Linked DNA regions of Mus musculus: region 1 is linked to region 2. The links are chromatin contacts, found by Hi-C in ENCODE. All regions are on one chromosome and are shown on one strand. Each heading gives the region's core, a stretch centred on a gene start or an enhancer-like site at or near the end of the contact. The rest is flanking DNA. Distances are from core to core; before and after follow the strand shown.

Region 1 (5,651 bases), core at 1,463-3,962, 42 kb after region 2:
CTTTGTTGAAGCTAATGATATTGTTGTCTGAGCATCAAAATTTGTACTGTACTTAAGCAATCAAGGATGCATGGGCCAAGGGTTAAGAGCAGAAACAGGATAAGAAGGGGTAGTAAATGGGACTAGGCAGGGACCCTTCCAGCGAGGCTCCAGGGTCTGGGTGCAATGCTGGTGCACATAGATTAGATCTCTGACCTGGAAATGGTGAGATGTCTTTAGAGTACCAGCTCGTTTGATGTAGCCAGTTGTGACCAGACTTCTTTCTGCACCACCTGCAAGCCTTTTAACTTAGCATACAGATCATTATTACAACAACATGTGGGTTCAATCACATCATTTAAGACCATGAGAGGTGCAAGAGCCCCATAAAGGAGTAAGACTGAATTGAGAGGGAGTATTTCTGGAGCACCACCCAGTCTGCACCTGTCTCTATGGTTAATTTTGTCAAGGTCTCATTTAGGGTTCTATTTATCCTTTCTACCTGTCCTGAACTCTGAGGTCTGTACACACAATGTAATTTCCATTCGACCTCTAAATACTTGGCCATACCCTGACTTACCTGGGCAACAAAGGCAGGGCTATTACCTAACCCTACTGCTTTTGGCACTCTGAACCTTGGAAATTTTTCTTCAATAATCTTCTTGATGAACAACTGAGCAGTCTCATTTTTACAGGGAAAAGCCAGAAGATATTAATACCCATATTTTCTTCAGTAAAGTCTACCTTCCAGTAGATGCTGGGTCTGTCTCCCCAGTACCTCTTTCCTGGATCCACCATGGTGTGGCAGACATTGACTTTTTGTCAGGGCACACACTTGTGCACCACCTGGTCCACAAGGTGTTTTAACCCTGGTACATGATACTTAGTCTTGAAAAATGTCTGCATGAGATTGCATATCTCTAAATGAGTCCATTGATGCATTTGTTTGATCATAGCCTCTGCTTGTCTTTGTGGCAGGATTTTCTTTTCCCTGGAGGTGTACCACAGTTCCTTCTTTTTGTTGAACTGGTGACTGGAATCTTTGGAAATGAGGGGTAAGTCCTCTGCTGTGTAGGTAAACTCGGCTCTGTTGCCAGGAGCACCGGCAGGGCCATGGCTGAAATTGCTTGTGCCTCTTGGTCTGCCATGTTGTTGTTCCTTGCTATCACGGTATCTCTCTTCTTGTGACTAGGACAGTGGATGATGTTTACCCTGGCAGGGTCATGGAGGGCTCTCAGTAGAGCCAGTATTTCCTCTTTGTTTTTATTTTTTTTCCTCCCAACCTATGTTGATATATGGCCCCATGGACGTGGGCTGTGGCAAAAGCATACCTGCTATCTATGTAGATGTTTTGTCTTCTTTCTTTTTCTAATTCCAAGGCCTTAGTGAGAGTGATCAGTTCCTCCTTTTGGGCCGATACGTCATCTAGCAGGGCCTGTGTCCAGATAACTTGGTGTCTCTGTCTACCACAGCTGCTCCAGCATGTTTCCTCTCTTCTTCTAGATAGCTGCTCCTGTCTGTCAACCAGGTAATGTCTGCACCCTCTAGTGGCTGGTCTGTCAGATCTTTATGCCACCCATGTGCCTTAGCAAGAGCTTGCTGACAGTCATGGGCAGGGGGCTCTAAGTAGCATGACCCCAGTCAATTCTGAGACTGAAGGCAATTTTCCCAATCTGCTTTGTATAGTATTTTAATTTCATGCAAGTATTCAGGGCGAGCAGTACAGTAAGGAACTAACAAGGCAGTAAGCAAAAGTCCCGTGATTACTCCTGTGACAGGTGTTTAAAAGTGCTTGTCATAATGACCAAAATACTTGAGCCCACTTCCTTGTCCAAGCCCAAAATCTTGCCTGAAGCCTACTTCTTTTGTTGCACCCTAAGATTAAAATTCCTGCCTTACCCCACTTCCCTATTATAGCCTAAAGTTAGATTTTTTTTTTTAAAGGACAGCATTCTCAACAAATGGTGCTGGTTCAACTGGCAGTCAGCATGTAGAAGAATGCAAACTGATCCATTTAAAAAAACTTTTTAATTATTTTTTATTTATATGAGTACACTGTAGCTGTCTTCAGACACACCAGAAGAGGGCATCATATCCTATTACAGATGGTTGTGAGCCACCATGTGGGTGCTGGGAATTGAACTCAAGACCTCTGGAAGAGCAGTCAATGCTCTTAACCGCTGAACCATCTCTCCAGCCCCTAAAGTTAGATTCTTGCCTAAGCAAGAAACTTACTTCCTTATCATGCCCTAATGCTAGATTCCTGCCTGAACTTATGTCCCTGTCATGGCCAATGTCAGATTCCTGTGTGAAGCCCATTTCCTTGTCCTAGGCCAATGTCAGACTCCTGCCAAGCGGTACCTCAAAAGGCCCTCCACAAAAACGCTCAAGCCTAAGTTGGCTAATATTTAACTACCCTCCTACTTGAATATGATCTGCCCACTTCCAGATCTGCCCACCTCCAGATCACATTAGCTCAAACACACAAAGGTTCTGGAACATCTTGGCTCCTCAGGAGAAGTTTTGATCTAGAGGTCAAACATGAACAGTGCCTCTGTCAGAACAACCATTATAAATTCCTCTGTTTCCTTCTGAGAACAAAGCTACAGGTTTCCAGCATTTTTAGCCTGTCACACATCTGAGAGCCTGACTTGCTAGAGCCCTGCTCTCAAGGCCTTGGGCCCGTGCTGGGAAAATTCGCGTTACCATGGAAACGCGCAAGCCACGCAGGCCTGCCTCGTGCAAGGTGGAAGTCCAAGCAGCCATTTTAGGAGCTGGAAAGAGGGGTTGAACAGGCACTGCCAAGCAATGGTTGACCGGTTTTAACCAAGTGACTGGTACGGTGGGGCGGGGAGAAGAGGACGGTGCCATCCTAGGGGATGATGGGGTGTGTGTGTGTGGGGGGGGGAGTTGAGAAGGAGAGGGGAGGGGTGGGAGGCAAGGCAAGGAAAGGCTGGGAAAAGAGCAGGGCCAGGCAAAGAAAGGGCGAGGTGAAGGCCAGGGCGTGGCCTGAAGGATGGGTTTGGGTGCGGCTAGAAGAGGCGGGGCATAGGGCAGGTGGATGTTCAGGGAATGGACAGGAGAGATGAGAGAAGGTGGAGGGAAAAGGTGTTGGTGGGGACAGTGAGGATCGCGAAGTCAGCGTGGGTGTGGAATGACGGGAGGTCTTGCGGCCAGAGGACCATCTTTACCCAGGAGAGACCCAGAGATCAGGAGCGAAGTCCAGGCAGAGACACAAACTGGGGCAAGGAGAGAATTGTTTACCAGAGGGGGTTCGGTAAAGAGAGAGCCAAATGGGAGGACAGGTCTGGTAGAGAGAGAACGGACTGCAGTGAGGAGCGACTACCCTGCGAGGAAACAACCGGAGGCGAGGAGAGACCCCAAGGAGTAGAGAGGCCCCACGACCAGGAAAGGTTCCCTAAGGAGAAGGTGGCCCGGCGGGGCGAGCTGGTGCTGAGGAGAAATCACCAAGGCGGGAGAAGGGCTTTAAAGAAAAGGGGTGCGACGAGCAGGAGGGCCAGGTTGCCCTGGACCCAGGGAGAAGTGGCCAGGACCAGGGGCGTGGCCAAGAGAGGAGACAGTGAGGATTCGAACTACTGCAACACTTGGGGCCTGAACCAGGACCAGGGGCGTGGCCAAGAGAGAAGGCAGAGTGAAGATCCGCTCTACCACAACACTTCAGACTGGAGCCAGGACCAGGGGCGTGGCCAGGAGAGAAAGCTGAGCAGGATCTGATTTCCAGAAAGATTCAGACTTTAAGCCAAGGCAAAGCGCCTAGCGAGTAAGGAGGTGTGGATGAGGAAGAAGACTAGAAGCAGAGCAGGAGCGAAAAGGGGCGTGGCGAAGAGCAGTGTGAGGGCGGGGAACCTTGTGAGGGCGGAGCCAAGTCCCCTGAGGGGCGTAGTGGTAAGGAAAACACTCTGGCAAGACAAGAAAAAAAAGAGGGACTTGGTAGGTTAGGAGTTCCAAGAACTGGAACAGAGAAGAGCAAGGCCAGGGCAAAGGGGGAGAGAGCAACTAGGAAGCAGGGTGAAAAGAGCCGCAGGGGTAGGGACAGTAGTAAGAGCAGGGGCGGGGCGAGGAGTATTAGTAGGGGAGGAGCTGAGAGTAAGGGCGTGGCAAGGCCTAAGAGCAGGGCCCAGGCAGAGAGTAAGGGGCCCCAAAGCCTGATCAAAGGTGGAGCTAGGAAGAAGAGTGGGAAAAGGGGCAGGAACTGAGCGGTTTCCTAGAGATCAGCCTCAGCTAGCCAACTTGCAAGTGGGTGTTAATCCCCACGTTCTCCAGGTTCTAGCTACATGGTGTCCCGGCCAGCCATGTCCCCTGTCAGCCCTGTGTGGCCGAGAAAACCAAACCTTTGGGCATTCTGGGTACTGCGGCTAGTGCTATTGCTGTCATTGAAGTCGTGGGCTGAAGATGCTTTACAGCATTGCACCTGGCTTCTTGTCCTGAACAAGTTCGAGAAGGTAGGCTTGCATCTCTCCAAGGATCGATTTCAAGATCATGAGCCCATCGATACAGTGGCCAAGGTGTTCCAAAAGTTGACAGACTCGCCAATCGATCCGTCAGAGGTGAGGGAAGTGAGATCAAGAGTATCAAAGAGATTTGGGGTCAGTAAATAGAGGGATCTTGAGTCATTATACCAAGTGACTAGATATTTCCCCCAACTTTCCTTACAGAACTATTTGAGCTTTCCTTACTACCTGCAAATCAACTTTTCCTGTCCGGGACAGGTAAGAGTTTACAGTATGAGTAGGCTGATTTCTGTAACTCTCCAATTTCCCATTATTTTCAGCAGTGTTTTTTCAATACAGTTTAATAGTAGTCTCCACCAACCCTGAAGGCATTAACGATTCAGTCTCCCACTAGGAGAATTGAATAAGAACACAATAGGGACAAAAAGTGAGCACAGCACCCCCCCACGGGGCCCCATTTTAAAATTGAGATGTAGCTCATCTTTTGTTTTGTTTAGGGGCCTAGGGACAGAATCCAAGGCTTTGTACATGCTACCACTGCTACCTGCTACCACCCTGTTCTCAGCCCCTAAAGGTGTCGTTCTAAAGTATACAGATCAGTACATTTTACTGTATCTACAGAGTCAGGCAACTGTCTCAGCTCCATTTAGCCATGACAGAAACATCGTGACCAAGGCAACTTATAAACCAAAAGTCCAAGAGCAGCACAGTAGGGAACCCGGTGGGACCACCATGGCAGGTACTTCCATCCACAAGCAGGAAGCAGAGAAAGCGAACTAGGAATGGTGCAGACCTCAAGGCCTACCACCCCTGGTGACACATCTCCTCCATGAAGGCCATATGTAATCCTATTCAGTCAGACCCACAGCTAAGGACCAAGCATTCAAACATAGGAGCCTAAGGGGCTCAAACAATACCTCACTCAAACAATCACACTAACCTCATTATCTTTCCCTGGAATGTTCCTATTATCCTCCAATAAGAACCCTGTGTCTAATAATAGTTATTCTCTCTTTTAAAAAAAGCATTCATCTTATTTTTAATAGGTCTATACATGTGCATGCAGTTGCCTATGGAGGTCGGAAGAGGGTGATGAATTCCTGGGATTGGAGTTACAAGCTATTGTGGCTTGACATAGATGCTGGCAATCATGCTTTGGTCATCTAGAAGAACAGTTAAACACTCTAACCATTGAGTCAG
Region 2 (6,503 bases), core at 3,243-5,742:
GTTAAAGGAAAATGATTGTTTTTTTATATAAAAGTTTAGATTTATGATTAAGATTTTATATAAGATTACTTTTTGTGATAAACAATTAAATGATGGATCCAAAGATAAATGATAAAAATGATCGAGCCTTTCTTTGCAACCACAAAATGCAGCTTGCCGGTAAGAGAACTGGCTGAGAACACCTTGCTTACACGTTGTTAATCTATAACAAGTTACTTAGACATGAGTGTATGTGGGTCCTTGCAGATCAATTGGTTTTCACCTGTACTATGTAAAATGTTTATTCGTGTAAAAAGTGCTGAGAAACAGACTGGCTTTTTACTTGTACTCACTGTAATCATTCACTTGAAGAAAAATAGAATGTAGCCACATTGCAACTTATACATTGCCTGAAAGTCTTTGCTGGGGGATATAAGCTTAAAAGAAAAACTACTGAGGTCTACCCCGCCAGCAGAGCTGCAGCCATTTTGCTCCTGCCAGCTATTTCACATTGCTGCTGTAAAACATGCCTGCCTGTCACTGACACAGAAAAATAACTTGACTCAGAGCAGGGTCATGCTGACCATATACCCTGTTATGTTCTGTAGGTTATGAGGTTTGTTAATCTTAGGAAATTTCACAACTATAGGCTTCACTTGGGACCCATCAACTTAAAGGTCAATTTGAACTGCTATGCATAAACTGGCCTCAGTCAGGGCCGACCATCAGGTGGCACTTCCAGCACCTACTTATGAGCTCATTGTGGTTTTTGTGGCTTTAGCCTTTATAAGCTGATACAGAAGAATGTTTGGGGTCATAGCCTCAGCCCCCCGAATTCTGAGCAATGGCCTTGATTGGTCAGTCTTAGGGTGTGCGCTCAAAAAACTATCCCTGTCTGACTGAGATCAGTGTTTTTGCAGTTTGTGGGGTGACTCCTGGACCCCACTAAAAACAAAGAGAACCTGTCTGAATTATCAAAAGATTCCCATGTCCATGTGTCCTGTCACTTCACCCCTCCTCTTCAGCCCCTGCTGTGTTGAACGAAGCTGGCCCTCAACATGTTACACACATCAATTTAGTTAAAACTAATCTAAAGTAAATGCTATTACTTCTTCTACTTTCAGATCATGAAAGTAAGGAATAGGAAAATGAAGTAAACTCATGAACACTTAGGAACTGGGGTTCCTTACATGGCCTGGAAGATGCTTGAATTAAAAAAAAAAAAGAAAAACAGTGGCTGGAAAGAGATGGCTTAGTGGTTAAGAGCACTGGCTGTTCTTTCAAAGGACGGGGGTTCAATTCCCAGCACCAACATGGCAGCTTACAACTGTCTCTAACTCCAGATCTAGGGGATTTGACACCCTCATACCAATGCACATAAAGTAAGATTTAAAATTATTAAAAAGAAGAAGGAGAAGGAGAAAAAGAAGAAGAAGGAGGAGGAGGAGGAGGAAAGAGAGGAAGAGAGAAAGAAAAAAAAAAAGAAGAGAAGAGAAAAGAAGAGAAAAGAACAGAACAACCAGACAGTCCCTTATAGTTCACCGGAGAAAGAATTATGCTGGCAAAGCTCAGACCTTCCATGGTTACCATGACAATGGGGGTGCAAGTCCATTTCAGGAATTAGCAACCAGAAGAGAGCTGGCAGGAGAAATTCACCTCACCTTAAACACGGTGCTGACGTCCACAACGGCCATGCTTCTCAGCTCTTCCGGGCACTCTGGACAAACTGCAGAATGGAAGAAGGAAGGTGGAATTGGGAGAAACATCCCATGACCCATTTTCCCAGGCCCTCAGGCTGCATATACAGATGAGTGTGAGCTGCATTTCCTATTCATGTGGCAAGGAAGTCTGTAGGAGTTCAAGGCCAGCACGGTATCCACATAAAGAGTTCTGGGCTAGCCAGGGCTGCTACATAGACTAACACACACATACACACACACACACACACACACACACACACACCAATAATGACAACTGAAATGCTCCTGAGAGACACTCACAGGGATCATGGCAGACCCTCATTCCTTCAGTTTGTAAGGCCTGCGACCCACCCAGGAAGTTTCCTTCCTACCTTATTAAATAGGGTGAGGAATAAACCTTCCTCATATCCCCTTATCTCAAGGATAGAAGCCATTCATCTGTAAGCATACATGGCAAAACCTTCTTATAAACATAAAGAGATTTTTCTTTTTCAAAGATGGTGTTTTACTAAGTACACCAGGCTAGTCTCCAATGCAAAGGCCCACTTGCCTCTGCCTCCCAAGTCCTGGAATTTGAAATGTGTATTATACACCTGGCTACTTTCTTTTCTGTTTTCTTTTCTTTTCCTTTCTCCTTCCTTCCCTCCCTCCTTTCCTTCCTTCCTTCCTTCCTTCCTTCCTTCCTTCCTTCCTTTCTTCTTTTGGGATAGGGTCTCACCCTGTAGCTCTGGCTGTCCTGAAACTCGATATGTAGGCCAGGTTATCCTCAAACTCACAGAGATCTGCCTGCCTCTGTGTGCTGAGTGCTAGGATTAAAGGTGTGCGCCACCATGACCAGCCTTTAATTTTAAAAAACGCTATGTCCACAATTGATGGCCTAGGTCTCTTCGAGAACCCGGTAAAATGCCTGCTGTTTTTTCTTTTTTTCTGCAGGCAGCCTGAGCTTCTCCAAACTTTTGTCTGAGAGTTTATGCTCAGAATTGTTTTTGAAAAAGCTTTACTTATTTTATGCTTATGGGTGTTTCACCTGCACGTGTGTCTGTGTACCACGTGCATGCCTGGTGCCCTGAGGGGTCACAAAGAGGGGACTGTATCTGCTGGAACTGGAGCTATGGACAGCTATGAGTGTGGGTACTAGGGACTGAACCCAGACTCTCTGAAGAGTAGCCACGGCTCTTAACCACCGAGCCATCTATCTAGACACTAGACAGATGAATAAAATGAAATTCTGTCCAAAGTTCAAAGCCGTGCCTCTAGGCTACTCACTCTTCGGTGTTACCATGAACAGGTTCAATCATCTTCAAAACCTCCACATGCACCTCACCCCAGGACTAACCAATTCTATCTCACCCCACACTCCCTTTTACTAGGACAGTAGGAAGAGTTCCTCATGTCATGAAGAAAGGCGTTTCTGTGGATTCCTCCATACCAAGCCAAAAAAAAAAAAAGGAACTTGATCTCTCTGGAAACCGTAAACAAAAAAACAAAGTACATTTCAGGAACTTCAAATAATTTCTGCAGGAACTGGCCAGGTGCAGTATTAAAGTCCATTAGCCCACTTAAGCTGCTATAACAAAATACCAGAGACTAGCTTATAAATAACAAACTTATTTCTCTGTTGTGGTGGCACTGACAAATTAGGTGTCTAGTGAAAACCGATTTCCCCGGTCCCCAGATGGAGTCTCTGGACTGCACTCTCACCTAGAGAAGGCAGGTAGCTCCAGGGAGCCAGGGCACTACTCCCATTTAATTACCTTCAAAAAGCCCCCACCTTCTAAACCCACCACACCGAGGACTAGTTTTGTAACTATAAACTGGACAGGGTGAAGATGGGGTACAACGGAGACTCCGTGTGCTCACTATGTCTGCTTCTTGACAGAAAAGCCTAGAGCTGAGGAAGTTGTCTTTTTAGAACCTGAAGTGGATCACCCAGAATCATGAACTTCAAATTCTGACTTCTCTAGTGGTAGTCAACAGAGGCTAAGATTTTCTAAGAGTTCCCTAAACAAGGCTAAATGGCTACTCGGAGGGTGTGACACAAAAGTAGGAACCCACAGTAATTACGTTTTTTCAAATACAATTTCTATACACTCATCCGTTTCTGAGACAGGATTTCACTATGTGGGTCCCGGTAGCCTGGAACTCACTATGTTCCCACGGCTGTCCTCAAAGTCACTGACTTCCAGCTTCCGCAGCTCGAGTGCTGAAATTATAGATGTGGGTCACCATATCTAACTCCTAACTACAGTTAAAAGTCATGCTGATTGGTAAACTGATCTATCTTGAACACAGAAATCCTTACCGTCTCTACTATTTAGCTTTCTCCCCCCTCCCCCCAAATTTTCAAATAAACTTGACATAAATGGTGTCCCGCACCTCCCGCCCCCGACTTTGCGTTGCAAGACTAGAGGATCTGGTAACCACCTACTACCCACGTTCTGCTGACTTCGCGCACTCTCTCTCTCTCACCCTCCTGTACAATCCACATCCTCCAAAAACCTTTTCGCCCATGCAGTCACACTCCCGCCGCCTTAGTCCCTCTTTAAGCCTCTAGCGCCATCCCGGAAACCGGGTGGGTCCCCTAGAGCCGGCCTGCAGCCAGCGACCAACAAATACAGGCCTTAAGGACTGTATTTACACAAAGCACTTAAAACCAAGGGCAGACTCACTTCAAAAGTATAAACTGCGATCTCACGGCTTCGAACTCGGACGACCAGCGAATACCGACCAGGACAGTACCGGGTTAGGTCGGGTAGGGCACTGAGATGATCCGGAACAACCTCTTTCCAGCCACTTCCGCCATGTGGCTGAGCATTTATAGTGGACTACATTTCCCAGAAGGCGGTGCTACTTCTAGAGTCTGCAGGAGAGTTTCAGTGTGCGAGAGAGGAAGTAGAGATCTGTTGAAACTAGAGAACGGACGATTAGTTTTCTAAAGGGGGAATTTCCCAAGGATCCAAGGCTTGAAGTCTCTGAAACTTAAGCAGTTTCGGCTCTGTGGTGGGGGTGGATCTTTACTCCAGCTACAGAAGCGAGGCAAGAACCCGAGCAAGTGATCCAGCTCAGGACTACATTTCCCAGAAGACATCACAGACCGCGTTCTCGGTAAAGAACTCATCCTGCTATTGACAGTCGGATATATGAGGGCTCTTAAGAGCTTCTCCAGTGTGGTGTTCCAAGCTCCCTGAAGGAATGAGACAAGGCTGTTAGGACTGGGAACGACTGGATAGGGCAAAGATCGCCCTATCTTTACTGGAATATTTAGTCTACTTACCACTCGATAGCCACAAATTTAAATGTGCTGCATTAGCCTGGGTTGAGCATTGCATGTTTGTAATCCCAGCACTCAGGAGGCAGAAGCAGGAGAATCAAGAGTTTTAATGCCCGCCTCGGTTACATAACAAGTTTGAAGCCATGGTTACCTAACGACCTGTGTCCATAAAGGAAAATAAACAGAGAGATGGTTCAGTTCTTAAGAGCATCGTCTGTTCTGTTCCAAGCACTTATGTTGGGCCAATCATGAACATTTATGTTGGATCAAATTTTATGGAATTCCATATGTATGTATGTATATGTATATATATATATATATATATATATATTCTCACTCATATAATGAGAATTCAATGTCGATCATACTGGCTTCAAACTCTGGCCCATGTCTCTGCCTTCTGTTTGCTATGATTAAAAGTATGCATCACTGTGCCTCAAGTCTTGGTGGATTTTGTTATTGTTGGTTGATTTTGTTGTTGTGGAAGCAGAGTTTTATTAGGAAGACTGTCTCCGGGGGGAAGAGAGAGAGAGAGAGAGAGAGAGAGAGAGAGAGAGAGAGAGAGAGAGAGAGAGAGAGAGAGAGAGAGAGAGAGAAGAGAATATCTCGCTCACAAGATCTAGGTTTACCGGCAGCCTGAAACCCAGATTCCGCTTTTTGGATTTCTAGGTTCCTGGTCTTTCCGGGACCTCCTGGGACCCTTTCTAGACAGAATTCCCAGAGGAATTCTCCGTGAATCGGCTTAGAGCAGATGTTGTGGCAGGGGTTACACGAAGGAGGATTTGGTGCCCTGGCTTGTTTTTCCCACAAGGCACTGCGGCTTGGACTCCTCGGTTTGAACTACATTTCCCAGAAAACAACGGGTGCAAGCAATTTACAGTTCAGCCCCAGTCCCCAAACACCCCGCAGGGTTCTCAGTGCTCGGCAAAATGAATTCAACCTAAATCCAAGGGCGGTGACAGGAGGAGGGCTCTAAACAAATGTTTCAAATTTGGAGTTCCTGATTTGGACATGGAGAAGCCGCCAGTTGTTACTGGAATGTAGGCCTGTGGGTTAGTGAAGAGCACAGGAGCACTTTGTGTGTCTGTGTGAAGGAATGTGCGGGAGCGCGTGCATGTGTGAAAGGAGGAGAAGGGGTTGGAAGAGAAAGACAGAGGAAAGAGGCAGAGACAACGGGTGGTGGGTAAGATGGGAAGGGCTGGGATGTTTCTTCTGAATTGGAAGCACAGTGAGAAGCTGTGACCAGTGGGTGACATTACAGGCCGTGAGGGACAAGTCTTTGCTTGGGCTGCTGTAGTTCTATGTGTCAGTGACCCACCTAAGTTCCTTACTGTTTTCACCACTCGTTCTCCTCACGTTGACTTCTTGGGGCTGACACTGAAAGGTCTGTGAGAGGGAAGACATAAGCTAATCCCTAGATTAAGTTTTTCAGCAAGAAGACACAGCATTGTTAACAGTGGGAGGCATGGGATGCTGGTGGACCAGTCTCGTTCGTACAAGTCTCAGAGTCCCTGCTCTGTAAACCTGAACAGACAGCATCCAGTTGTTATGAC

The links. A loop is a pair of places that touch in the nucleus more often than their neighbours do.
Region 1: a map of CH12.LX shows a loop between it and region 2 (2.6-fold over the local background). The contact joins the promoter of Catsperg2 here to the promoter of Zfp84 in region 2. A Hi-C loop is called at or near these places in 2 of 37 maps with a recorded cell type or tissue (CH12.LX and Patski).

The regions. Positions count from the first base shown.
Region 1 is chr7:29,724,093-29,729,743 of GRCm38, reverse strand. Catsperg2 (cation channel sperm associated auxiliary subunit gamma 2) reads left to right here and starts at 2,712. Exons shown (of 29, transcript NM_029714.4): 1 at 2,712-2,816; 2 at 4,264-4,547; 3 at 4,656-4,709. The coding sequence starts at 4,275.
Region 2 is chr7:29,766,541-29,773,043 of GRCm38, reverse strand. It overlaps Zfp84 (zinc finger protein 84), which reads right to left and starts at 4,492. Exons shown (of 5, transcript NM_023750.2): 1 at 4,349-4,492; 2 at 1,641-1,705. The coding sequence starts at 1,673. Gm38983 (a long non-coding RNA gene) reads left to right here and starts at 4,791. Exons shown (of 2, transcript XR_881933.3): 1 at 4,791-5,990.